2 separate regions of the Homo sapiens genome follow, and region 2 is linked to region 1. A link is an interaction called in ENCODE POLR2A ChIA-PET data of the cell type or tissue named here. Cell type or tissue: GM12878. All regions are shown on one strand. Links, peaks and the distances in the headings refer to the core of each region. The heading gives the core; the rest is flanking DNA.

Region 1 (9,540 bases), core at 751-8,750:
TCTCTACTAAAAGTACAAAAATTAGCCGGGTGTGGTGGTGGGCACCTGTAGTCCCAGCTGCTCGGGAGGCTGAGGCAGGACAATGGCATGAAACCAGGAGACAGAGCTTGCAGTGAGCCAAGATTGCGCCACTGCACTCCAGCCTGGGCAACAGAGCGAGACTGTCACAAAAAAAAAAAATCTTACTGCATCTGAATGAGATAATACTACCATTTTAAAATTTAGGGCTTTCATGTCTTTTTTTTTCCTCATTTGATTCTCGTAGCAAACTTCATAGATGAAGAGAAATTGAGCAGAGAACATTGATTTGTCTAAGTGCTTATTGTTAATGGCTAAGTAATAACAGGGAATCCCATGGTGTTTTGTTTTGTTTTGTTTTGTTGAGAAGAAATCTTGCTCTTGTTCCCCAGGCTGAAGTACAATGGTGCGATCTCGGCTCACTACAACCTCCGCCTCCCAGGTTCAAGCAATTCTCCTGCCTCAGCCTCCGGAGTAGCTGGGATTACAGGTGCCTGCCACCACGCCTGGCTAATTTTTGTATTTTTAGTAGAGATGGGGTTTCACCATGTTGGTCAGGCTGGTCTTGAACTCCTGACCTCAGGTGATCCACCTGCCTCGGCCTCCCAAAGTGCTGGGCTTACAGGTGTGAGCCACCACGCCCGGCCTGTTTTTTTTGTTGTTGTTTTTTGTTTTAATAAAAACATATTCATTCAACAAACAATAAGAATCTACAACCTAGGCTGGTCTCGGTGGCTCATGCCTGTAATCTCAGTGCTTTGGGAGGCTGACACAGGCAGATTGCTTGAGTCCAGGAGTTTGAGACCAGTCTGGGCAACTTGGCGAAATCCCATCTCTACAAAAAAAATACAAAAATTATGCGGGCATGGTGGCGCACACCAGTAGTCCCAGCTACTCAGGAGGCTGAGGTAGAAGGATTGCTTAAATCCAGGAGGTCGAGGCTGTAGTGAGCCGAGATTGTGCAACTGCTCTCCAGCCAGGGTGACAGTGAGACCTTGTCTCAAAAATCTACAATCTGCCAAAACTATGTTGGTTTTCCAGTTTTCCACCTGACAGTCCACTGACAGCCCAAAGGTTGTTGTAAACAATTCCAGCTTTGCTTTCTGTTTTTTTGTTTGTTTGTTTTTGTTTAGAAGGAAGGGACTTTTAAAAATAAAATATTGGTTGGATATATGAGAATTTTCATAAAATAAATGCAAAAGAGAAGAATGGTACTACAGATCCTCTTGGCCAGATGTAAAAACGTTGCATTTCAAGATCCGTAAAAGCTTCACATACTCATCTCTTCATCACCTTAAACCCCAGAGGGAGCCACTGACCAAAATTTTATCATTCCCTCATTTTCCTTTTATAGTTTTACTACATGTTTGATTTCCTAAACTAGATACTGGTTTTCAACTTTATACTGTATGTATTCTTTTTTTTTTTTTTTTTTTTGAGACGGAGTCTCGCTCTGTTGCCCAGGCTAGAGTGCGGTGGCTGATCTCAGCTCACTGCAAGCTCCGCCTCCTGGGTTCACGCCATTCTCCTGCCTCAGTCTCCCCAGAAGCTGGAACTACAGGCGGCCGCCATCACGCCTGGCTAATTTTTTGTATTTTTAGTAGAGACGGGGTTTCACTGTGTTAGCCAGGATGGTCTCGATCTCCTGACCTCATGAGCCGCCCGCCTCGGCCTCCCAAAGTGCTGGGATTACAGGCGTGAGCCACCGCGCCCGGCCAATACTGTATGTATTCTTTGAAATTTCCTTTCACTCATCTGAGGCAGATGTTCTTACCGTTGCTGTGATTCATTCTTTTTCCAATTCATTCTGTGCATATTGAACTGTTGAGCCTTTGAATCTGAATAGCCTTTTTTTTTTTTTTTTTGAGACGGAGTCTCGCACTTTCTCGCCCAGGCTGGAGTGCAGTGGCGCGATCTCAGCTCACTGCAAGCTCCGCCTCCTGGGTTCACGCCATTCTCCTGCCTCAGCTTCCTGAGTAGCTGGGACTACAGGCGCCCGCCACCACGCCTGGCTAATTTTTTTTTGTATTTTTAGTAGAGACGGGGTTTCACCGTGTTAGCCAGGATGGTGTCGATCTACTGACCTTGTGATCCGCCCGCCTCGGTCTCCCAAAGTGCTGGGATTACAGGCGTGAGCCACCGCGCCCAGCCCCTGAGTAGCCTTTTTAAAATTCAGTTACAAAAACTGCCGTCAACATTCTTCCACATTCTCTAGGTGCACACAGACAAAAGATTCCCTCCCCGGGAATTTATTTAAGAGTGAAATTACGGTATCATAGGAGGTATATGTGTTTAACTTGACTAAAAATATGAACAAATTTTTCAAAGTGGTTGTGCTGATTTACACTCCTACCAGCAGGGTATAAGCACTTCTGCTGCCCTTTATCTTCACTAACACTTGATATCATGAAACTTGTAGTTTCTTACCGGTTTGGTAAATGTAAAATGCTAGCTCACGGATGTTAATCATGCACTTCTTTGATGACTAATGAGATTGAGCATCTTTTCATATGTTTACTGGCCATTTATGTTTGTTGTTCTTTGAGTGCCCTTTGACAGGTTTCTCCATTTTTCTACTAAGCATTCATCATTTACTTACTGATATGTAAGAGTTCATAATGCATTCTGAATACCAAACTTTTGTCTGTCATGTATGTTGTACATATCGCCAGTTTCTGAACCTTATATTTTCAATCAATGTAGGCTGTGAAAAGACGAAGAAAAAGGCCGAGCGTGGTGGCTCACGCCTGTTGTAATTCCAGCACTTTGGGAGGCCCAGGCGGGCAGATCACCCGGAGTTCGAGACCAGCCTGGCCAACGTGGTGAAACCCCGTCTCTACTAAAAATACAAAAATTAGCTGGGCATGGTGCCAGGCGCCTATGATCCCAACTCCTTGGGAGGCTGAGGCAGGAGAATTGCTTGAACCCAGGAGGCGGAGGTTGCAGTGAGCCAAGATCTCACCATTGCACTCCAGCCCCGGCGACAGAGTGAGACTCTATCTCAAAAGAATAAAACAAAAACAAAAGATGAAGAAAAAGTCTTAACGTAGTTGGACTTATCTCTTACTTTTTGATTTGGAGAGTGAGAGAGAGAGAGAGAGAGAGAGAGAGAGAGTGTGTGTGTGTGTGTGTGTGTGCGCGTGTGTGTGTGAGAAAGAGAAAGATTTAAGAAATTGTTTTCTACTTTAGACTCATAAAAATATTCTATATTGTCTTCTAGAGATATTTTTCATTGTTCTTTTGAATCCGTCTTTAAACCATGTGGAATTGATTTTTTGTGTGTATAGGATATGGGGAGAGATCCAATTCTGTTTTCCCCACATGCAGATAATCACCTGTTCAGCACCATTTATTGTCCATTCCCTTTTTTTCTCAGTGCTCTTTAGTGACCTTGCTGTTGTAAAACAGATTTCAACATCTGTTTCTGGTCTTTCCGTTCTATTCCATGGGCCAGTTTGTCTCTACCCTGGTGCCATTCCATCTTACTGTAGTTATTATAGGTTTATTATTTGTTATGGTGTTACTTATTATTTATTAGTTTAGCTCTTGATATATAAAACAAGTCCCTCTATCTCATTTTTCTTGGGAGCATCTTGACTCTCCTTGGCCCTTTTTGTAACTTGCATCAACATTTGAGTCAGCTTACCATGCCCCACAAAAAAATTCTTTTTAAATTTTGGTTATTAATTGTATTGAATCCACAAATCTGTTGACATTTTATTATGAACCTTCCAGTCCATGAAGTTGGTATTTATATTTTTTAAAGTCCTTTAGTGTCTTTGAATACATTTTTACTAATTTGCTTCATAAAGGGCTGCCTATCTTTGGTTAGATTTATTCATAGGCACTTTTTTAAAATGCTGTTGCAAATGGCTTATTTTTTTATTGCAGTAAAATATACATAGCATAAAATTTATTTTAACCCCTTTTAGGTGTACAGTTCAGTAGCATTAAGTATATTCACATTCTTGGAACCATCACCACTGTCCATCTCCAGAATTCTTCCATTATCCCAAACTTGAAAACTCTCTACCCACTAAACCGTAACTCCCCGTTCTCCCTTTCCTCAAGCTTCTGGCAACCACTGTTCTACTTTCCTTCTCTTTGAATTTGGCACATCTCGATGGAATCACAAATGACATTTTTTTGGTTTTTTGAGATAGGAGTCCCGCTCTGTCACCCAGGCTGGAGTGCAGTGGCGCAACCTCAGCTTACTGCAACCTCTGCCTCCTGGGTTCAAGTGATTCTCTTCCCTCAGCCACCCGAGTAGCTGAGATTACAGGCACACACCACCATGCCTCACTAATTTTTTTGTAATAAATGACATATTTTTAATAATATGTTTTTCTGTCTGTTTTGCAGTGAAGAAATACAATCAGTACTTTATTTAGGAGGTCTCTATCTAACAGCTTTGCTTACTGCTTCTAATAACTTAGCTGTATTTGGGTTTTCAGCATAAACAAGCAGATCACATGTGAATAAAACTATGAAACCCACCTACAGAATTTTAAATTTTAACTTTTTTAAAAATATTTTTTAAAGACAGAGTCTCACTCTGTCGCCTAGGCTGGAGTGCAGTGGCATGATCTCGGCTCACTGCAACCTCCGTCTCCTGAGTTCAAGCCATTCTTCTGCTTCAGCCTCCCAAGTAGCTGAGATTACAGGCGCCCACCACCACGCCCGGCTAATTTTTGTATGTTTAGTAGAGATGGGGTTTCACCAGGTTGGTCAGGGTGGTCTTGAACTCCTGACCTCAGGTGATCCGCCCACCTCAGTCTCCCAAAGTGCTGAGATTACAGGCGTGAGCCACTGCGCCTGGCATATTTTAACTTTTTTTTTTTTAAACAAATACAAATGAGATCTCTCTATGTTGCCTTGGCTGGTCTTGAACTCCTGGCCTCAAGCAGCCCTCTTGTCTTAGCCTCCCAAAGTGTTGGAATTACAGGTGTGAGCTATGGCACCCAGCCCTGTTCAAGCTTCTTTCTTTCCTTTATTATTATTATTATTATTATTATTATTATTATTATTTTTATTTTTTCCAGACAGGGTCTTGTTCTGTTCCCAAGCTGGAGTGCAGTAGTTTGATCATGGTCACTGCAGCTTCGAGCTCCTGGGCTCAAGCATTCCTCCCACCTCAACCTTCCAAGTAGCTAAGGCTACAGGCACAGGCCACAATGCCCAGCTAATTTTTAAATTTTTTTGTAGACAGGATCTCTCTATGTTGCCCAGGCTGGTCTTGAACTCCTGGCCTCAAGCCATCCCCCTGCCTCGCCTTGCCAAAGTGCTTGGGATTATAGGTGTTAGCCACCACACCCAGTTATTTCTTTTAACAGGTCAAGAATTATTTGATGCCCCAATTCTGATATGAACTCATGACTGATTCTGCTGCTCCTGCTAGTTCTTTCTGATGGTGCTTTGTTTTTTTGTGTGTATTTTATGGTTTAAATTATGAACTTATTCTTTGGATGTTTATATATGCCAGATGCTTGGTATCAATTCTAATTTAAGACCACTTAAAATTCTTGACCCAAGGTCTTTGGAACCATTTGATAGAATTTGGGCTATAAACCCATGAGGACTGGTTTGTGGTTATGGCTTTTTGTGTTATTTTGTGCCCCTAGGGCAGGGGGCTTTCACTGGGGTAATTTTTGTAATCCCCTAGGGAGGATTTCTAGCCTACCCATGCATTGAGAGTATATTAGGGTCTTGGTTTTATGAGGAATCTTCTGTTAATTATCCCACCTTCACTAGGCCTTTGTCCAATAATGCTGTGGACCTTAAGCTTAGATTTTTACCTGCTTGGGCAAATACCCTCATGGTGAAAAGCCTTCTTTAGTGCTTCCAGTCACCAGTTCCTCTTCGTCTTGGTTTTTACCTTCTTGCTGGCTTATCAAGGCTTTTTTTTTTTTTTTTTTTTTTTTTTTTGAGACAAAGCCTCACTCTGTTGTGAGGCTGGAGTGCAGTGGCGCGATCTCAGCTCACTGCAACCCTACCTCCTGGGTTTAAGCAATTCTCATGCCTCAGCCTCCCAAGTAGTTGGGATTACAGGTGCCAGCCACCACGCCCAGCTAATTTTTGCATTTTTAGTAGAGACGGGGTTTCAACATGTTGACCAGGCTGGTCTTGGACTACTGACCTCAAGTGATCCACCCGCCTCGACCCCCGCAAAGTGCTCAGATTACAGGCGTGAGCCACTGCACCCAGCCTGTATCAGTCATTTTAAATTATTTTCATGTGGAGTATAAATCAGAGTAATGAATCCAGCACATGGCTAAAACTTCCCGTATCATTTTACTAAGTCATTTCTAGTCATTTTGGAAAGGACATATGAGGTTAAATGAGCACCTGAAACATTCATAAAAATGAAATCAAGAGTGGCCTTTACAACTGGTAACTAAAGATATTTCTTTTTTTTATAGGTGTCAGCTGTGATGCATGTTTAAAAGGAAATTTTCGAGGTCGCAGATATAAGTGTTTAATTTGCTACGATTACGATCTTTGTGCATCTTGTTATGAAAGTGGTGCAACAACAACAAGGCATACAACTGACCACCCAATGCAGTGCATATTAACAAGGGTAGATTTTGGTAAGTAATTAAAAATTTAATGAATTACATCATTTAGAATTTTATGTACGTTGAAGAAGTAAAGGCAAAGTGTTCTAAAACTCCCCAGCAGCATACCATAAGCCCCAAATTCATTAAACATGAAATAAATCTTACTTTTTTTTGAGACGGAGTTTCGCTCTTGTTGCCCAGGCTGGAGTGCAATGGCGCGATCTTGGCTCACTGCAACCTCCACCTCCCTGGTTCAAGCAATTCCCCTGCCTCAGCCACCCGAGTAGCTGGGATTACAGGTGCACACCACCACGCCTGGCTAATTTTTTTGTATTTTTAGTAGAGACAGGGTTTCACCACGTTGGCCAGACTGGTCTCGAACTCCTGACCTCAGTCAATCTGCCCGACTCAGCCGCCCAAAGTGCTGGGATTATAGGCGTGAGCCACTGTGCCTGGCTTTTTTTTTTTTTTTTTTTTTTTTTTTGAGGAGTCTTACCCTGTCGCCTAGGCTGGAGTGCAATGTCGTGATCTCAGCTCGCTGCAACCTCCACCCCCCAGGTTCAAGCGATTCTCCTGCCTCAGCCTCCCAAGGAGCTGGGATTACAGGCGTGCACCACCATGCCCGGCTGATTTTTTGTATCTTTAGTAGAGATAGGGTTTCACCATGTTAACCAGGCTGGTCTTGAACTCCTAACCTAATGATACACCTGCCTCGGCCTCCAAAGTGCTGGGATTACAGGCGTAAGCCACCGCGCCCGGCCTTACTTTTTACGTACTAAGTAATTCTGTCTGTTCATCTTAATCATAGTTTACTTGTTTAAAAAAACCATTCAGAAATATACACAACTGACAAGGAATGAAATAGAAGAGTGCTTCAGTAAAGAAGAAATATGCTCTGTCTTTTGTTCGTGCTATTAACACACAAATAATAGCTTTATTTTATTTTATTTTTTATTTTTTTAAGACAGAGTCTCACTCTGTCGCCCACGCTGGAATGCAGTGGCCGGATTTCGGCTCACTGCAACATCTGCCTCCTGGCTTCAAGCAATTCTCGTGCCTCAGCCTCTTGAGTAGCTGAGACTACAGGTGTGTGCCACCTTGCCCAGCTAATTTTTTTGTATTTTTAGTAGAGATGAAGTTTCACTATGTTGGCCAGGCTGGTCTTGACCTCAAGTTATCCACCTGCCTTCGCCTCCCAAAGTGCTGGGATTACAGACGTGAGCCACCATGCCCAGCAATAATAGCTTTTGTAGTGACCAGAAAACAGATTGTTGGCTGGTTATGGTGGCTAACGCCTGTAATCCCAGCCCTTTGGGAGGCTTAAGATGGTCAGATCACTTGAGCCCAGGAGTTTGAGATGAGCCTGGGCAACATGGCAAAAACCCTGTCTCTGCATCCACCCCCGAAAAATACAATAAATTAGCTGGATGTGGTGGCGCACATGCATCTGTAGCCCTAGCTACTTGGGAGGCTGAGATGGGAGGATCACTTGAGCCCAGGAGGTCAAGTGTGCAGTGAACCCTGATTGTGCCACTACATTCCGGCCTGGCCAACAAAGCAAGACGCTATCTCAAAAAAAAAAAAAGGCAGATTGTTTCTACAGTTGATTAGAAGACATTGTAAGAAAATATATAAATGTTTCATGCTATAATTTTTTTTTTTTTTTTTTTTGAGACAAGAGTTTCACTCTTGTCGCCTAGGCTGGAGTGCAATGGCGCCATCTCAGCTCACTGCAACCTCCACCTCCTGGGTTCAAGCGATTCTCCTGCCTCAGCCTCCTGAATAGCTGGGATTACAGGTGCCCGCCACCATGCCCAGAAAATTTTTTTTGTATTTTTAATAGAGACAGGGTTTCACCATGTTGGCCAGGCTGGTCTTGAACTCCTAATCTTAGGTGATCCACTTGCGGGCCTCCCAGAGTGCTGAGATTACAGACATGAGCCACCACGCCTGGCTTCGTGCTATAATTTCTTACCTAGCCCACACTTTTTGTCCTTTTTATTTCAGCCATCCTAGTAGGTGTAAAGTAGTATCTCAGGTGGTTTTGATTTATATTTCTCTGAAATATAAATTATGTTGAGCATCTTTTCTTGTGCTTATGGGCCATTTGTATATCTACTTTGAAGAAATACCTTGATCCTTTGCCCATTTTTTAATTGGATAATGTGTCTTTGTTATTGAATTGTAATAGTTTTTTATTCCTTATGTAAGTTTTTTTATCTGATAGATGATTTGCAAAAATTTTCTCCCATTCTGTGGGTTGTGTTTTCACTTTCTTGGTGGTGTGCTTTGAAGCACAAAACTTCTAATTCTGATAATGTCCCGTTTATGTATTTTTTCATTTGTTGTGCATTTGATGCTGTATCTAGAAAATCACTGCCTAATTCAAAGTCACGAAGATTTAAACTTGTGTGTTCTTCTAAGAGTTTTATAGTTTTAGCTCTTACATTTAGATATTTGACCCATTTAGAATTAATTTTTATATGTGGAATGAGGTAAAGGGCCAACTTTATTCTTTTGCATGTGAGTATTCAGTTGTCCCAGTATCTTTTGTTGGAAAGACTATTCTTTACCCAATGCATTGTCTTGGCACTCTTGTTAAAAATAGGTTGACTATAAATGAGGGTTTATTTCTAGACTCTCAGTCTATTCACATTGATCTATATGCCTGGTGTTTTTGTTTGTTTTTTGACACAGAGTCTCACTTTCACCCAGGCTGGAGTGCAGTGGTGCGATCTTGGCTCACTGCAGCCTCCGCTTCCCAGGCTCAAGCAATCCTCCACCCTCAGCCTTCCAAGTAATTGGGATCACAGGTGGAAGCCACCACGCCTAGCTGATTTTTAAATTTTTTGTGGAGATGGGGTTTTTCCACATTGCCCAAACTGGTATCAAACTCCTGAGCTCAAAGTGATCTGCCTGCCTCAGCCTCCCAAAGTGCTGAGATTGCAGGCGTGAGCCACCATGC
Region 2 (9,491 bases), core at 937-8,936, 81 kb before region 1:
TAGGCAACAGAGCGAGACTCCGTCTCAAAAAAATAATAAATAAGTAAATAAATAAACAAAACATAATAAGTTCAAAATTCCAATGGTAAAAAGAATACACAGTGGAGTTTCCCACTCTGGGACACCCAGTTCCCTTCCCCAGAGGATCTACTGGTTTCTTTTGTTTCCTTCCAGAGCTAGTTTATACATATACAAATTATATGAGTGTGTATGCATATATATACTTTTTTCCTTTTTTTCCTACAAAAGGCAGCATATTATTAATATAACAGGGTTCAGATACATGCTTTTTCATATATCAGGATATCTTGGAATGATCCAGATCAGTACCTAAAGAGGTTCCTCTTTTTTTTATAGTTGCATAGTATTTCTTTATGCAGTTGCACCATCATTGTTATTTATGTTGAGCACAGAGGTTACTTCCAGTCTTAGTTATTACCAACAGTGCTGCCATGCAACACCTTATACAAATGTAATTTCATACACATGCAAGGAAAGAAGCAGTCCTAGAAGAGAAAATGGTGGCAAAATTTTGTTAGTTATTGCCAAATTGCCCTCCATAAAATTTACACCAACTTTACCCTCCCATTTGCAATACAGGGCGGTGCTCCAGGTGTGAATGGAGACGACTTCGAGCTCACTGTGCTGAGAAACTGCTTTTCAGAGGGCTTCTACAGAGCCCACAGGTGAGTGAGCCCCTGGAGGAGGGGGCAGCTCTCTCCTTCCAAAGCTCTTCCTTTATACCTTTCTCATCTGAAGTTATGAAATTCACCATGGTCATTTGTTTAGTCACTCTCCCCACTCTGGCTGTGAACTTCTTAGGAGCTAAGATTTGGCTTTATTGGCCAGTGTGGTGGCTCACGCTGTAATCCCAGCACTTTAGAAAGCCGAGGTGGGTGGATTGCTTGGGCTCAGGAGTTGGAGACCAGCCTGGGCAACATGGCAAAACCCCATCTCCACAAAAAATATAAAAATTAGTCAGGTGTGGTGGCTCACACCTGTAGTGCCAGCTACTCGGAAGGCTGAGGCAGGAGGATCACTTGAGCCCAGGAGGCTGGGGTTGCAGTGAGCCAAGATCGTACCACTGCACTCCAGCCTGGGTGACAGAGGGAGACCATGTCTCAAGAAAAACAAAAACAAAAACAAAAGATTAGGCCTTTATTCACCTTTACACCTGTAGTGTCTGGCCCAGAGCTCTTAGATGATCAACAAGGGTTTTATTAGATGAGTGAAAAAAATTAATAAATTGGGCCAGGTGTGGTGGCTCACGCCAGTAATCCTAGCACTTTGGGAGGCCAAGTTGAGACAATCATCTGAAGTCAGGAGTTCAAGACCAGCCTGGCCAACATGGCAAAATCCTGTCTTTACTAAAAATACAAAAATTAGCCAGGTGTGGTGGTGCGTGCCTGTAATCCTAGCTACTTGGGAGGCTGAGACAGGACAATCTCTGGAACCCGGGAGGCGGAGGTTGCAGTGAGCTGAGATCATGCCACTGCACTCCAGCCTGGGCCACAGATTGAGACTCCGTCTCAAGGAAAAAAAAAATGATAAATTGGGCTTCTAGGTTCAATCTCAGGAAAACAACTGGAAACTATATACTGTAAGGACTAAGGCTATAATCACCTTAAGAGATTTCATGACTCTGCAACTTCCCCATGTGTGGGATTTTTGTCTTCTCACCTGTATTTCCCTAGACAGACTAGTAATTAAACATCTAAAACAAAAAGGGTCAGTGCCCTGTAAGCGTGTAGAGTATCCTGACTCAGCCAGCAGGTATCTTCCGCTCACTGGGCCCACACTGGCCACAAGGCCAGGACATAGCTTCTGTCTCAGAATCCTAGTCATGGCTCTGTGGTGCCATCTTTTTAGAAGTAGAAGTATTTCTTGAGGGCTACAATGTGCCAGGCACTGGACTGGTGGTCTGAGCTCCATCTGCATAGGGGAGGGATTTCAGAGCATTGCCCCTTAAAGTGAATACTTGTTGCTTGTTCCCCACCCCTCTTTCTCCAGCACAAGACCCTGCTGCAGGTTCCTGACCTCAGAGATCCATTCAGGGGCCAGCAAATGACCCTACTGGCCCCATCAGAGTGACTCTCAGCACTGCTGCAGGCACCTGTGGATAAAAGGCTTGCCCTTTTTGGCTTGACTTGATCTGGAAAGGAATGAGTTGGAACTACTATTACCATTTTTTTTTTAGATGGAGTCTCGCTCTGTTGCCCAGGCTGGAATGCAGTGGTGTGATCTCAGCTCACCAACCTCTGCCTCCCGGGCTCAAGCGATTCTGGTGCCTCAGCCTCCTGAGTAGCTGGGATTACAGGCGTCCACCACCACGCCCGGCTAATTTTTGTATTTTTAGTAGGAGATGGGGCTTTACCACGTTGGCCAGACTGGTCTTGAACTGCTGACCTCAAGTGATCAGCCTGCCTCGGCCTCCTAAAGTGCTGGGATTACAGGCGTGAGCCACTGCACCTGGCCTACTATCACCATTTTTTGCCACCACACAGAGAACCCCCCCAAGAATAGAGCTGAGAGATAGGAAGTGAGACTGAATCATCAGGGAGTGAAATCAAGGGCCTTGCCACATTTACATCCCTAGATCCAGTCATGCCTAAAGTGAGGCTTTCAGTTACATGTGAGAAAGAGCTCTAGCATATATTCTCTGTTCTCTCTGACTATAGAAGATCAGTCACATGACAAATTTTATTTCACAAAGCTGCTGGAGGCCTGAGCTATAGGTCTGCATACAGGTAAGAGGCCCCCCGATGAAGACTGAGAGGAAAGATCCATAGATACATGGGTGAAACAAGGTCAATAAAAGGCATTCTGCCTCCACTGAGATACAACAGGTATGTAAACATATGGGAGAGAAAGGGAAATGGGTCAGTCAGAAGCCAAGCCAAGCTGGGGTTGTCAACTTGGTCCAGGAGTGGGAATGAATGTGCCAGTCCCCCCCAATTACCAGGAGACATAATAAATGATTGTTAAAGGCTGGGTGCGGTGGCTCTTGCCTGTAATCCCAGCACTTTGGGAGGCCAAGGCGGGTGAATCACCTGAGGTCAGGAGTTTGAGACCAGCCTGGCTAACAGGGTAAAAGCCCGTCTCTACTAAAAATATGAAAAAGTAGTGGGGTTTGGTGGTGCTCGCCTGTAATCCCAGCTACTCGGGAGGCTGAGGCAGGAGAATCGCTTGAACCTGGGAGAAGGAGGGGTTACAGTGAGCCGAGATTGCGCCACTGCCCTCCAGCCTGGGTGACAGAGCAAGACTCTCTCAAAAAATAAATAAATAAATAAATAAATAATTGTTGTTGTTTGTGTCACCGACACAGTAGATAACTGAAACTATCTTCCTTCCCATATCTGCTCCTCTTCTTTTTTTTTTTTCTTTTTCTGAGTCGGAGTTTCATTTTTATTGCCCAGGCTAGAGTGCAATGGCCCAGTCTCAGCTCACCACAACCTCCCGGGTTCAAGCGATTCTAGTGCCTCAGCCTCCTGAGTAGCTGGGACTACAGGCATGCGCCACAATGCCCAGCTAATTTTAGTAGCGACAGGGTTTCTCCATGTTGGTCAGGCTGGTCTTGAACTCCCAACCTCAGGTGATCCACCTGCCTCAGCCTCCCAAAGTGCTGGGATTACAGGCGTGAGCCTCTGCGCCCGGCATCTGCTCCTCTTCTCATATCTCCCATGTTGGCTAATGGCACCAGCACCTCCTGTGGTAAATATGTATTCTGTCTTTGTCCTCAGTCTTTGCACGCAGCTCCTATAACCCTTGGAATCCCTGGAATGATATCTTTTGTGTGCTAATAAGGTGCCTGGTGGCTGGGGGTCCCCGACATAGCTTGAGGATGGGGGCTGGTCACCAGAGAGACCAAGGCATGACAGAATTGGAACTTTCAGCTCATCCCCAGACCTCCAGGAAGGAAAAGGGGCTGGTGATTGAGTCAATCAGCATTGGTCAATGATTTCATCAATTGTGCCTGTGTAATGAAACCTCCATAAAAACCCCTAAATGATGAGATTCGGGGAGCTTCCAGTTGGTGAACACACTGAAGTGCTAGGAGGGCGGCCTGCCCAGAGGAGACATAGAAGCCCTGCGTGCCCCTCCAATACCATGCCCTATGCTTCCACCTGGCTGTCTCTGAGCATATGTCCTTGATCATAAAGTGGTAAGCCTAACGAAAGTGTTTCCGAGTTCTGTGAGCCATTCTGGCAAATTATTGAACATGAAGAGGGGGTTGTGGTAACCTAGGACTTCTATAGCTGGTTGGTTAGAAATACAGATGGTAACCTGGTACCAGCAACCGACATCTGAAATCAGGGCAGTCTTGCGGGATGGAGCTCTTTGGTGGCATTGACACTAATTCTAGGTAGATAATGTCAGAATGGAATTGATTTGTTGGATACCCAATTGGTATCTGGAGAGTTGAATAACTGGTCAGTATAAGAAAAAACTCACACATTTGGTGGCAGAAGTATTGTGAATAAAAACAGTTCAGAGCTCCCCTACTCCCAAACCAGAAAACCTGGAGTCATCTTCGATGCCACCCTCTCACCACCCACCCTCTGCACTATCCCTGCCAATCACTTGCCAAGTTACCCTGATTCCACCTCCAAATACCTCTCTCATCTCCCGTCTTCACTTTTCATTCATCATTTACTCATTCAATCACAAATATTTGCTCTTATCTTCTCTGTGCCAGGCTTTGTGATAGGCATTGGAGTCAGAAGAATGAATGAGACCTGGTAGGAAAATCACAATCTAGTGGTAAAACAAAAACCAGAACACAATCATAAAGCAATGGGATTCACACTCAGAAATGCATAGAGCTGCTGGGCGTGGTGGCTCATGCCTGTAATCCCATCACTTTGGGAGGCCGAGGTGGGCGGATCATGAGGTCAGGGGTTCGAGACCAGCCTGACCAACATGGTGAAACCCTGTCTCTACTAAAAATACAAAATTAGCTGGGCGTGGTGGCACATGCCTGTAATCCTGGCTACTCAGGAGGCTAAAGCAGGAGAATCACTTGAACCTGGGAGGCAGAGATTGCAGCAAGCCGAGATCGCACTACTGCACTCCAGCTTGGATGACACAGTGAGACTCTGTCTCAAAAAAAAAAAAAAAAAAAAGAAAAGAAAAGAAAAGAAATGCACAGAGCATCATAGAGTCCAGGGCAGGGGTCCCTGACCAAGCTCGGGAATGGTGGGGGATGGGGTGGGGACATCAGTGGAGTTTTTTGGGGTTTTTTGTTTTGCTTTGTTTGAGACAGGGTCTTGCTCCGTCACCCAGGCTGGAGTGCAGTGGTGTGATCATAGTTCACTGCAACCTTGAACTCCTGGGCTCAAGGGATCCCCCGGCCTCAGCCTCCTGAGTAGCTGGGATTACAGGCATGAGCCACCACACCCAGTCAATAGACTTTTCTTGATGTGGGTGACACCCAAGCTTTAAGTTTGAAGACTAAAGGAGAGCTGGCACACCAACAGTATACGAGGGGAGGGGAGGGGAGAGGGGAGGGGAGAGGAGGGGAGAGGGGAGGTGAGAGGGGAAGGGAGGGGAGGGAGGAGGGGAGGGGAGGGGAGGGGAGAGGACACAGCAGGCTGGTAGGGCAGCTTTGAATATGGCTCAGAGGCGAGGCGAGCAAGGTCTGAATCACTTCTGCTCCAAGTCCAGGCCCACATTACTTCTTATACGGACAAGAGGCCAGTAACTGCTCTACCCACACATTCTCCTCCCCTACCATCAGAAAAATCTCCCTAAAGCTCAAATTTGACTTCCTGTCTCCCCTGCTTGCTACCCTCTGCTGGTTCCCCTTTCTGATCTGTGGTGTCTCAGCTCCACCTCTGTTCATAAACTTCATATGGTGCCTTCAAAAGTATTTCCGTCTCTGGACCTTCATCCCTGCACTACTGTCTGCCTGGAATTTCCTGCCCTGCCTTGGTTGATGAGGTGGACTCCTATTCATACTTCAGAGTGACTCAGATGTGACTTGTTCCACAAAGTCCCCACCCACTTGCACTCACCTCCGTGGTGCACGTATTCCAGGGCCGTGAGCTTCACCTCTCTGCACGTCTCCCTCCTGCTACAGCTGTGAGGGTGCAGACCTCCTCTGCTGGCACCAGGGCCCGGCCTGCAGTGGGCCTTTGGCAAATGAGGAACTAGGGCTACCGGTAGGTGAAAATGCAGCTAATGCCCAGGAAGCTAGAAGCTGTTGGAACATTTCTGAGACCCTTTAGACCTGGAAATAGCTCTATGTTAGAGGGTTGCTGATAGAGAAGGCTGGAAGTGAGGTCCCTCTGTCCCCAGCTCGCCTCAGACCCTGGTTCCAGATACAGTTGCATGTGTTTCCAACCAAGACTCTGACCTGGCTCCTCAACCAAACCTCCCCTGCGTCCATGGATCTATCTGAACTCCCATTTATAATCGTAAGAGGCTGTGGGTTAGAGGCGCTGTGCTAATGATGGCTGTATGGTTATTATGATTGTGAAGTTGTTATATTTTACATAGAATACAAGTTTATGTACATTACGATTAAGACTAGTAAAGCTCTTTGGAACTTTAAAAACAAATCCCAGTCAGGCGTGATGGCTCACGCCTGTAATCCTAGCTCTTTGGGAGTCCAAGGCAGGAGGACTGGTTAAGCCCAATTCTCCAGGAGTTTGAGACCAGCCTGGGCAACATAGTAGGACCCCATCTCTACAAAAAAATAAAAATCAAAAAATTAGCCAGACGTGGTGGCATGCACCTTTAGTCCCAGCTACTCGGGAGGCTGAGGCAGGAGGACTGTTTGAGCCCAGGAGGTGGAACCTACGGTGAGCCATGATCTCACCACTGCACTCCAGCCTGGGCAACAGAGTGAGACCCTGTCTCAAAAAAACGAAACAAAACAAATCTCAATTCAATTACATTTAATTATTTCAAAAACCAAGCTCTCTCATTGTACAACATTCAAACAATAACGTAAGAAAAAGTGCCTATGGGTCCCAAATTGGTGTGACTCCTGTGTCCTGTCAGCCTATAGAAACACAAGTGTCTGTGTGTGTAACTTTGACCCCTTCTCCTCCCCCTCCAAAAAATGTACATGCATATATATATATATACTTTTTGTTTTGTTTTTGTTGTTTTTTGTTTTTGATATTAGTAGAGACAAGGTCTCACTATGTTGCCCAGGCTGGTCACAAACTCCTGGGCTCATGCGATCCTCTCACCTTGGCCTCACAAAGTACCGGGGTTATAGGCGTGAGCCACCATGCTCAGCCTATACATTCTTATTCTTTTTTTTCTTTCTTTTTTTTTTTTTTTTTGAGACAGAGTCTTGCTCTGTCACCCAGGCTGGAGATCAGGCCATTGCCTGATCTCGGCTCACTGCAACCTCCACCTCCTGGGTTCAAGCGATTCTCCTGCCTCGGCCTCTCGAGTAGCTGGGATTACAGGCATGTACCACCACACCAAGCTAATTTTGTATTTTTAGTAGAGACGGGGTTTCACCATGTTGGTCAGGCTGGTCTTGAACTCCTGACCTCAGGTGATCCACCCACCTCAGCCTCCCAAAGTGTTAGGGTTACAGGCGTGAGCCACCATGCCCAGCTATATATATATTTTTTGTTTGGTTGGTTTTGTTTTGTTTTGTTTTTTGAGGCAGAGTCTCGCTCTGTCACCCAGGCTGAAGTGAAGTGGCACGATCTCGGCTCACTGCAACCTCCGCCTCCCAGGTTCAAGCGATTCTCCTGCCTCAGCCTCTCGAGTAGCTGGGATTACAGAAGCGCACCACCACGGCTGGCTAATTTTTTGGTATTTTTTAGTAGAGACAGGTTTTCACCATGTTGGTCAGGCTGGTCTTGAACCCCTGACCTCAAGTGATCCGCCCGCTTCAGCCTCCCAAAGTGCTGGGATTACAGGCGTGAGCCACCACACCTGGCCTTATATTCTTTTTAAAAAAAAAAAAAAACAAAACAAAAACAAAAAGAAAAAAAACACCTGATGGGGTCAGGTGTGATGGCTCACACCTGTAATCCCAGCACTTTGGGAGGCCGAGGTGGGCGGATCACTTGAGGTTAGGAGTTAGAGACCAGCCTGGCCAACATATAGTGAAACCCCATCTCTACTAAAAATACAAAAATTAGCTGGGTGTAGTGGCGCACGCCTGTAATCCCAGCTACTCAGGAGGCTGTCTGGAAAATCACTTGAACCTGGGAGGCGGAGGTTGCAGTGAGCTGAGATCACGCCATTGCACTCCAGCCTGGGCAACAAGAGCGAGACTCCATCTCAACAAAACAAAACAAAAAAACAACTTGATGGATATCTTTGTCAGTACATATAATTCTATTTGGTTCTTTTTAATGGTCACATAGTAAGACTTATTATATTAGGGTCAGCAAAGTATGGCCTCTAGACCAAATATGGCCCAGCACCTAAAAGAAGTTGTATGGGAACATAGCCATGCCTATTCCTTTCCATAGAGTCTCAGCCTGCTTTTGCACTATAGTAGCAGAATTGAAAGGTTGCATCAGAGACTGTGGCCTACAATGCCCGGAGAGTTTACTATCTAGCTCGTTACAGAAAAAGTATGCCAACCTGTGCAATATATGGCTGTATCATGCTTTATTTAGCCAGTCCCTGTTAATAACATTTAAATTGTTTCCATTTGTTCAGCATTAGCAAACAATCTCAAAATTAACACTTTCGTTTTCAACATTTACATAAGTTGGTTGGGCGCCGGTGGCTCACGCCTGTAATCCCAGCACTTTGGGAAGCTGAGGCGGGCAGATCACGAGGTCAAGAGATCAAGACCATCCTGGCCAACATTGTGAAACCCCATCTCTACTAAAAATACAAAAATTAGCTGGCCCTGGTGGTGCGCGCCTGTAATCCAAGCTACTCGGGTGGCTGAGGCAGGAGAATCGCTTGAACCTGGGAGGCAGAGGTTGCAGTGAGCCGAGATCACGCCACTGCACTCCAGCCTGGGTGACAGTGCGAGACTCTGTCTCAAAAAAAAAAAAAAAGAAAAAAAAACATTTACATCAGTTGATGGCCACCACGGCTATCAGTGAGTGAGAACATTAGTAAGTGTGAACCCAATGTATCCGTACAGAAATGTTTCCTTTAAGAGTGGACCCTCACATTAATAGACATTGTGGCTCCAGGGGCAACTTTGGAAATAGGAGCAATTGCCAAAGTTGCCAAGGCAAAGGGCTGTACAGAAAAATCTCATTTTCATAATAAAGAACCAGAACACTCACCAAAGAGCATCAAAGCAGGCTTCAGGATCCAGGATGAGGTGAAAATTCAGGGATGCAGAACAGTGAAACATAGATACGAGCCGTGGATGGCCTACTGTCAGTGATGGAGTGACATAAAGGAGCCCAAAAGTAAAGGGAAAGATATCATTTTAAACATTAGCTGGGCACAGTGGCACATGCTTGTAAGTAATCCCGGCTACTCGGGAAGCTGAGGCAGGAGGATTGCTTGAGTCCAGCAGTTCAAGGCTGCAATGAGCCATG

The links. ChIA-PET counts read pairs that join two places held together with the same protein. Peaks named below come from ENCODE experiments on the same cell type or tissue, not always from the same donor. Only the 100,000 strongest peaks of a DNase experiment are listed, where the experiment ranks them.
Region 2: POLR2A ChIA-PET joins it to region 1 with 10 read pairs; 16 of 35 experiments call an interaction of 5 or more read pairs at or near these places.

Annotation. Positions count from the first base shown.
Region 1 is chr2:85,021,452-85,030,991 of GRCh38, forward strand. KCMF1 (potassium channel modulatory factor 1) reads left to right here. Exons shown (of 7, transcript NM_020122.5): 2 at 6,438-6,605. Among named protein-coding and RNA genes, the nearest start is that of LINC01964, 41 kb to the right of the region's middle. RefSeq lists an enhancer at 1,823-2,507. In GM12878, for the core only: no CTCF peak of the experiment used is centred there; no DNase peak of the experiment used is centred there.
Region 2 is chr2:84,940,614-84,950,104 of GRCh38, forward strand. No RefSeq gene overlaps it. Among named protein-coding and RNA genes, the nearest start is that of KCMF1, 26 kb to the right of the region's middle. RefSeq lists enhancers at 2,686-2,775, 5,801-5,970 and a silencer at 5,481-5,630. In GM12878, for the core only: a CTCF peak has its summit at 5,837 (motif pointing left); DNase peaks (open chromatin) are centred at 2,578 and 5,718; H3K4me3 peaks cover 4,216 bases; H3K27ac peaks cover 5,963 bases.